Regions from separate parts of the Homo sapiens genome. Here region 1 is linked to region 2. Evidence: chromatin contacts called from ENCODE Hi-C or POLR2A ChIA-PET data. All regions are on one chromosome and are shown on one strand. Each heading gives the region's core, a stretch centred on a gene start or an enhancer-like site at or near the end of the contact. The rest is flanking DNA. Distances are from core to core; before and after follow the strand shown.

The links. A loop is a pair of places that touch in the nucleus more often than their neighbours do. ChIA-PET counts read pairs that join two places held with the same protein, here RNA polymerase II (POLR2A). Pooled maps may share reads with other maps.
Region 1: a pooled map shows a loop between it and region 2 (4-fold over the local background). The contact joins the enhancer-like site here to the promoter of TYW1 in region 2. A Hi-C loop is called at or near these places in 2 of 50 pooled maps. POLR2A ChIA-PET finds 5 or more read pairs at or near these places in 3 of 52 experiments (AG04449, Panc1 and T-cell).

The regions. Positions count from the first base shown.
Region 1 is chr7:67,064,542-67,068,632 of GRCh38, reverse strand. TYW1 (tRNA-yW synthesizing protein 1 homolog) reads right to left here. Exons shown (of 16, transcript NM_018264.4): 10 at 1,230-1,348. Among named protein-coding and RNA genes, the nearest start is that of MIR4650-1, 48 kb to the left of the region's middle. Within about 2 kb of position 1,497, at least 5 of the 41 ENCODE cell types and tissues checked have a DNase peak (open chromatin) inside an H3K27ac peak, as active enhancers do.
Region 2 is chr7:66,995,188-66,999,295 of GRCh38, reverse strand. TYW1 (tRNA-yW synthesizing protein 1 homolog) reads right to left here and starts at 2,463. Exons shown (of 16, transcript NM_018264.4): 1 at 2,314-2,463; 2 at 1,101-1,231; 3 at 342-479. The coding sequence starts at 2,317. It overlaps SBDS (SBDS ribosome maturation factor), which reads left to right and starts at 3,710. Exons shown (of 5, transcript NM_016038.4): 1 at 3,710-4,006. The coding sequence starts at 3,879. RefSeq lists a silencer at 2,593-2,712.

The sequences.
Region 1 (4,091 bases), core at 248-2,747, 70 kb before region 2:
GACAGCTGAAGGACAGAAGCAGAAAGAAGAGCTAACAGGGGAAACTGAAAAGAAACTGACAAGGGTGGGTGGGGTACTAGAAGAGACTGGTATCTCTGAATCCAACAGAAGGAGTGGCCTCCCCCTTCTTTCCTAGCATGCTTCACTGGAGTTCAACTAAGATAAGAATTAAGTAGCTTCTATTAGATCTGATAGTAAGGAAGTCATTAGTGACCACAACAACATGAGCTGCTATGGAGATGTGAGTTGGCATAGAGAACTAGGAGTTGAAGAGTAAGCAGTTCTAAGTGAAGGAAAGAAATGGGTTAGTAGGCTGGGTGCGGTGGCTCACGCCTGTAATCCCAGCACTTTGGGAGGCCAAGGCGGGCGGATCACCTGAGGTCAGGAGTTCAAAATCAGCCTGGCCAACATGGTGAAACCCCATCTCTACTAAAAATACAAAAATTAGCTGGGCATGGTGGTGCGCACCTGTAGTCCCAGCTACTTGGGAGGCTGAGACAGGAGAATCACTTGAACCTGGGAGGCAGAGGTTGCAGTGAGCCAAGATGACGCCATTGCCCTCCACCCTGGGCAACAAGAGCGAAACTCCATCTCAAAAAAAAAAAAAAGAAAAGAAAAAGAAATGGGTTAGTAGCAAGCACCACTGCCCCCAAAAAGAGAGAGACAGAATTGTGCAATTTAGCCATTTTCTTTCACTTAAACTATTCCCAATTGTTGTAAAAGACTCAATTCTGCATACAATGGGCTGTAACCAGCTGAAAAACAACATTCACTGCTTGTATTTCCAGCAAGATAAACTGAAAAGCCTCCAATAAAAAGACACCCAAGCTGACACCTTAGCATAAAATTAGTCATAGATAGAAAAAAAAGAAAACAATGTAGGAGAGCAAGATAAACAGAAAGCACAAAAGGATAGAATAAAAATAAACTTTTATCACTAATGTATCACTATTTATCGATAATCACTATAAATAAGACAAACTAAACTCACCAGTTAAAAAAGACAAACTGTCCAAATGGATGTTTACAAATCCAGCAATTCCTCACAGTGTTTGTCCAAGAGAAACAAAAATATTTGTCTACAAAATTTTTATACACTAACATTCACAGTTGAAAAGATTAATCACCAAGACAGCAGAGCTCTTAGGTAAGTCTGAGTGTGAGCTGGGCAGATTGATTACCACAGCTCATTACATATTCGATCACCATGACCTTTCATTTTTACTTACCGCCAACAGAAGACACATTTATTAGCACACGCCAAGCTCGGGGTGGTTTCCATGCAGCGATGGCTCTCAATTCCATAGAATGTGTGTTTGTAACAACCTCCTCTCCCTCGGAGCATGGACTATGACAAGTAAACAAATCACAATTTGAATAAAATTGTCAAAGCACAGAAACAAACCACCAAGGCATCATTTTTAAGAGAAACCATGTGTTTCGTAACCATGAATACTCCTACTGGTAACTGCATGACGCAGGAAATTCGCATCAGAGCATTTCAGTGTTTTGGCAGTGCTTTGGGTTTTTACTAAAGCCCAGTGAAATAAACCTATGATTCATTAACTCTGAAAACTCTACAGGGAGAACCACTAATGCTTTCATTTTCAAATCCATCAGACTCCTTCAAATAACATTAATACAATAATATATAATGCTAGGAAACAGATAAAACAGACTCCTAAAAAATGGGGGCTGTCTGCCTATGCAAGCATATCCCTGCTCTGAATAAAGAAGGATGGGTAAGGGAATGCATCCTGGAGTGTTGTTCCTTTGTTTTGTTTTGAGACAGGGTCTTGCTCTGTTCCTTAGGCTGGAGTGCAGTGGTACAATCATAGCTCACTGCAACCTCCAACTCCTGGGTTCAAGCAATCTTCCTGCCTCAGACTCTCAAGTAGCTGGGACTATGGGTGTGAGCCACCATGCCTGGTTATTTTTTAATTTTTTGTAGAGATGAGGTCTCACTATGTTGCCCAGGCTGGTCTTGAACTCCTGGTCTCAAGCGATCCTCCCACCTCAGCCTCTTCAAATGCTAAGATTACAGTTGTGAGCAAACCACTGTGCCCAGCCCTGGAGCATACATATTTGAGACATTGTGGAAGCAAGCAGCAGGTATACAAGAAATACATTATTCCCATTTCCAAAAAGATCACTATTTGATGATGCAAGGGATAAAAACAAATATCACGAGTCATATAAGTTGGTACATGTAGTAAGAAGGTAATCTAAAAAAATGTCTAGATCAACCAGGGTTGGAATCAAGATAATATCAAGCTTTAAAAGGTAAAATCAGATCTGTCCAGAGCTCTGGGTAAGACAAGCTTGATTTCAGTACAAGTGAAAGCAGTGAAGCCTGGGAGGAGGTTATGTGAGACAGGTAATGATGACTTTCTCCTAAGATCAGTGGGACAGGTAGGGTACTAAAGAAGTGAAATCAATGTCATTCCCCACTGAGGAGCAAAACAGAGGAAGTCATCCAAAATAACTGATTTTGAGGCCAAGTGACTGAAATAATATGGAATTAATAATACCAACAACGAACAAGGAGAAGGAAAGCAGAGACACGAATGAGTAGCCTTTACACGTGTATAGGGGTGTGGGTGTGTGTGTGTGTGTGTGTGTGTGTGTGTAGTCTCACTCTGTCACCTAGGCTGGAGTGCAGTAGTGTGATCTCAACTCACTGCACCCTCCGCCTCCCAGTTCAAGCGGTTCTCCTGCCTCAGCCTCCCAAGTAGCTGGGATTATAGGCATGCGGCACCACGCCCAGCTAGTATTTGTATTTTTTGTAGATACAGGGTTTTACCATATTGGTCAGGCTGGTCTTGAACTCCTGACCTCAAGTGATCCGCCCACCTCGACCTCCCAAAGTACTGTTATTAATATAAGCCTGTCCACAATGAAAGAATATTACATAAATGTCTACTAGCTTATTTACTGTCAGTTGACCATGAAGCCTTTTAACTATTTTTTGTTTTAATTAAAAAAAAAAAAAGTTTCCCTGTCCATATTAGTACTGCATTTGAAAAAAAGGTGTGAAGGGAAAACCTGTGCCTACAAACCTCTTCCAAGTTCCTAATAAAATGTACAAGGCAGCAAACAAAACATTCAAATCTTGTAAATAGCACTGAAAACCGAAACGTCCAACAAATGCCAGAGTCACAGAGTAATTTCCACAAAATCTCATGCCACTAGAGAAACAAAGCTGAAGAACTGTACACTTCAATCACTATTGATTAAGAAGTTAATACACTTTGTTCTGAACTGCCCTGTGCTCCCCTGTCCCATTCAGGTTGAAGTCCTAAACTTCAATGCAATGCAACGGCATGTGGATATAGGCTCTTTAATGAGGTATTTAAGGTTAAGTGAGGTCACGTGAATGGGACCAAAATCTGACAGAACTACCGTCCTTATAAGAACAGGAAGAGAGACCAGAGATCTCTCTGCATGTGCACAGAGGACAGATCATGTAAGGACTAGAGCCCATAAGATGGAAAAGCAACCAAGGTAGCTTCACCAAAGGACCAGTGAGAGCTTCCCAGAGGTGTGCGGTCCAAATCCAATACTGAAGGACTAAAAGGATTTTTCAAAAGGACTCTGTAAGACACAGGCATAGAAGCATGTGAGAAGAGGATGGAATGTTTTTCGTTTTAAAAAATGATGTCTCCAAATGTTTAAGTCTGTGATCCATTTTGAATTAATTTTTATATAAGGTGTGAAGTTTAAGACACTCTTTTTCGGAATTTGTTGCGGGGAGCAGTATTTGGGTCTTTTATTTTTTTCTGTTGGTTTTGGCCTATGGTTATCTAATTGCTCCAGCAGCATTTGTTGAAAATTTCACCATGGAACTTGAAATGGTTTGGCTGTGTCCCCACTCAAATGTCAACTTGAATTTATCTCCCAGAATTCCCACGTGTTGTGGGAGAGACCCGGGGAGGAACTGAATCACAGGGGTCAGTCTTTCCTGTACTATTCTTGTGATAGTGAATAAGTCTCACAAGATCCGATGGGTTTATCAGGGGTTTCCACTTTTGCTTCTTCATTTTCTCTTGCCACCACCATGTAAAAAGTGCCTTTTGCCTCCTGCCATGATT
Region 2 (4,108 bases), core at 1,214-3,713:
TTTTCCCTATTCCCTACTTCCATACCCATGGGCATCGATAATGGACTCACAACTTTCTCTAGCCTGCTGAGGCAGAAGCAAACTTCAGAACAAAGGCCCCCTCAAGACACTGACCATCAGACACCACCAATCAGCTCTAACTGGGCACAGGAGATGAAACCTGCCTACCGTCACAGAATGGAAAAATATTTGAGGGGAAAAGGCTGGGAGAAAGAATAAAGAAGGTTAGATGACCAATTCAGTTCACTGCTAAAGGACAGTTCACTGCTAAAGTTCACTGCTAAAGGGATTTTCTTAAAATGTCAGGAAACCAAAGGAAAAGCATCATATAAATTTCTTACCTTCGCTGTTCCAGTCTGAGAACCATAAAAAATCTTCACTCCAGACACAAAGATGTCTTTCTCTTGAAGGGAGACATAACCATTTGTCATCAAATCCTGAGCTGCTTTTGGAACAGATTTTTCCTGTAAGTTCTTGCCCTTGAAGACAAATAATTACACAAAATCCATCAAGTCTAAATCGTTTCCCAACTTCAGCAGGGATGAAAATTAGCACAGATACTGACACATTTTATTTTTCTCTTAATCTGACACACTGTATTTTTCTCTTAATCTTTCTGGTTGTATTCCTCAAATATTAGCCCCTTGGTATAATAAGGTCCTTTAATAGGCAGGACCCACATTTTTAAGGCTCATGATTTCCTTTCCCTCCAAGAAAAAACTTTACATACTTTTATCCTATAAGGTATTTTAGTAGAATAATAGTAGGAACTTATTTTCTGATCCTTAATTAATGGAAAGAGAGGACTACTGACCCTTAAAGGTATAAAACAAATTTGTTTTTCATATAAAAGGTTCACTTTTCATTACAAAAATCTTCCTGTATCTTAAAAATGAGACACACCTATCAAAGAAAAAGTAAAGAACTTAATCCAAGATAACTTAGTCTCCAAAAACTTAGAGAAGAAATTTATTTTAGGCATTTCATTAAAATGTCTAAAGACCAAACACAAAAGTAATTAAAGGTTCCTTTTAGTATTTAAATCCTCTATAAAATCTGATGCCTAAATACTCCATTAAAAAAAAAATAACTCCACTTACCTGCGTCTTGATGACAATCTGGACACAAATCCAAAGGCTAATGCTAACAGCAAAGCCCAAATAAATGTAAAACCTGTTTATCCATAATGATATTAAAGGTGAGAAGAGGTCCCATGTATCCGCAGAAGGATCTAAATTTAAAATGACACACACAATTTCATTTAAAGCTACATATACAAAGATATCCATCCCAATTTTAAGAAGAAAATAAAACCAACCTTACATTCAACAACCCAGCTAAGAAATCTAATTTAAAAATCAACTGTTGGCCGGGCACGATGGCTCATGCCTGTAATTCCAGCACTTTGGGTGGCTGAGGCGGGCAGATCACCTGAGGTCAGGAGTTCGAGACCAGCCTGGCCAACATGGTGAAACCCCGCCTCTACTAAAAATACAAAAATTAGCCGGGCGTGGTGGCGCGCACCTGTAATCCCAGCTACTCGGGGGGCTGAGGCAGGAGAACTGTTTGAACCTGGGAGGGAGAAGTTGCAGTGAGCCAAGATTGCGCCACCGCACTCCAGCCTGGGCGACAGAGCAAGGCTCCATCTCGGGGGCGGGGGGGTGGGGAACAACTGTAATAAAAATAACACACTATGTAGTAACGTAATAAAATTATCACACTGTTAACACTAACTCAAAGAAAAAACAGAATATAAAATTGTATCTTCACTTCGAAATGAGCATTTAGAAGCAAGAGAAGGAACACAAAGTAAAAATACTTCATGTGAAATTAATTTTGTTTTGTTGTGCTTGCTCCATAAAAAAAGCTTAAGTAGTAAAAGCACTCTTTTTACTAACTGTACTTTCAAAGGCTCACGGTTAAACTTGTAAAAGATTCTCAAGTAACTGACCTTACACCTCATTTTTTTTTTTTTAAGAGAGATATGCAGGGACCTGGCTTCAAACGTTCAACCTGGGAGCAATTTCAAAAGTCGAGGCCTGAAATTTAGGCTTTACAGGTGCAAAAGTCCTAATACACGTAGGTAAAGTGGGAGGGGTAGTTTTCTGTCTAACCCCCTAGCCTCAAAAGGCAAAAGCCAGGTCAAAAGTAGGGATCAGTCCTCCTTGCTCTCAGCGGCGACTAGCCGGTGCTGTCAAGTGCAACAGTCTCCGAAGGAAAGGGACCGAGGACGCCACTCCGCCCGGAGAGGGTCTCAGTAAAACGTTTACCTCCCCTGCCGCCCCAGGGTCCTTGCCCGCCGAGTGCCCTTACCCATCCTCCTCAGAGCCGACAGGAGACTAGGATCTCGGACCTGGATAGCCCGATGATTCGCACTGGTACCGCGAGACGCACCGAGCTACCTCGCCGCGTTAGCGGCGTACCGAGTGCCTGCAGACCTGTGGGCAGCCATGACACTGCCAGGCCGGTCCTGATTGGTTCAGAGGACGAAGAGGTGGGCCCAGAGGAAAGCCCAGAGCTCCGGGAAAGGAAGCCAGTGCCCGGTGCGCTCTCGGCCCTGCTCCGATTGGCTCAGAGGGGAAAGGGGGCGTGCCCAGAAATAAGCACCTCCCAGAGTTCCAGGCGATGAAGGCGGAGCGCTTCCGCCTCCATTTGGATTGGCTCAGACTGGGAAAAGGCGGGCCCAGAGAGAAATGATTGGCATGGGAAAATTAAAAGAGGAAAGGAGCGGGGAGCGGGGGAAATGCTATGTGGGCCTGTTTGGATCTTAACTGAAATAAACCGACTGTAGAAAGGCATTATTTTTGGGAAACCCGAGGATGGACTCGCTATTAGATGATATTAAGGAATTGTAGTTAATCTCGTCGCGTGTATCTGTTAAGGGCTATAGGCTGAAGTATTTAATGCTGAAACCATATGATGGTTTCTTTAAAATACCCCCAACCGGCCGGGCGCTGTGACTCAAACCTGTAATCCCAGCACTTGGGAAGCCGAAGCGGGAGGATCGCTTGAGCCCAGGAGTTCGAGACCAGCCTGAGCAACATAGTGAGACCTCGTCTGTACAAAAAATTTTTTTTAATTATTTATTTAATTAAATTAGCTTGGCGTGGCCGCTCACACCTGTAGTCCCAGCTACTTGGGAAGCTAACGCTGGAAGATCGCTCGAACCCAGGAGGTCGAAGCTGCAGTGGGGCCATGACCCTGCCACTGCACTCCAGCCTGGGTGACAGAGTGAGACTGACTTAAAAAAAAAACTGTAAATAAAAAAGCAACAAAAAAATGAAAAAAGAATAAAACAAGGATGGCAAAATGTTGATAGCGGGGTGATGGGTACATAGAAGGTTCATTACACTTTTTTGTCTACATTTTATGTTAAAATATTTCTATTATAAAAGGGTGAGTAAATAAAAATATTTATTATAAAATAATTCTATTATAAAAAATATTTATATTATAAAGTGGGTCTGGCCCTTGAATTCCGCGGAACGAGGTGGTGCCAACGCTGTGTTTTAACCCGGTCACTAAACATCCGCGAGCATCCTGTCAGAGCTCTCAGCTCATTGGCGAAAGTAAATACGCCAAGGAAAAGCACCTCCCTTTTTGGGCGTGGAAAGATGGCGTAAAAAGCCACAATACGCAGGCGTCATCGCTCACTTTTCCCCTCCCGGCTTCTGCTCCACCTGACGCCTGCGCAGTAAGTAAGCCTGCCAGACACACTGTGACGGCTGCCTGAAGCTAGTGAGTCGCGGCGCCGCGCACTGGTGGTTGGGTCAGTGCCGCGCGCCGATCGGTCGTTACCGCGAGGCGCTGGTGGCCTTCAGGCTGGACGGCGCGGGTCAGCCCTGGTTCGCCGGCTTCTGGGTCTTTGAACAGCCGCGATGTCGATCTTCACCCCCACCAACCAGATCCGCCTAACCAATGTGGCCGTGGTACGGATGAAGCGTGCCGGGAAGCGCTTCGAAATCGCCTGCTACAAAAACAAGGTCGTCGGCTGGCGGAGCGGCGTGTGAGTAGCCCCCTCCCTCGGGCCTGGGCCTGGGCCTGAGCCGTCACCTCCGAGGCGGCCTGTCTCTGCCCAAGTCGAGTGAATGGGCCAGGCTGGGGTGTT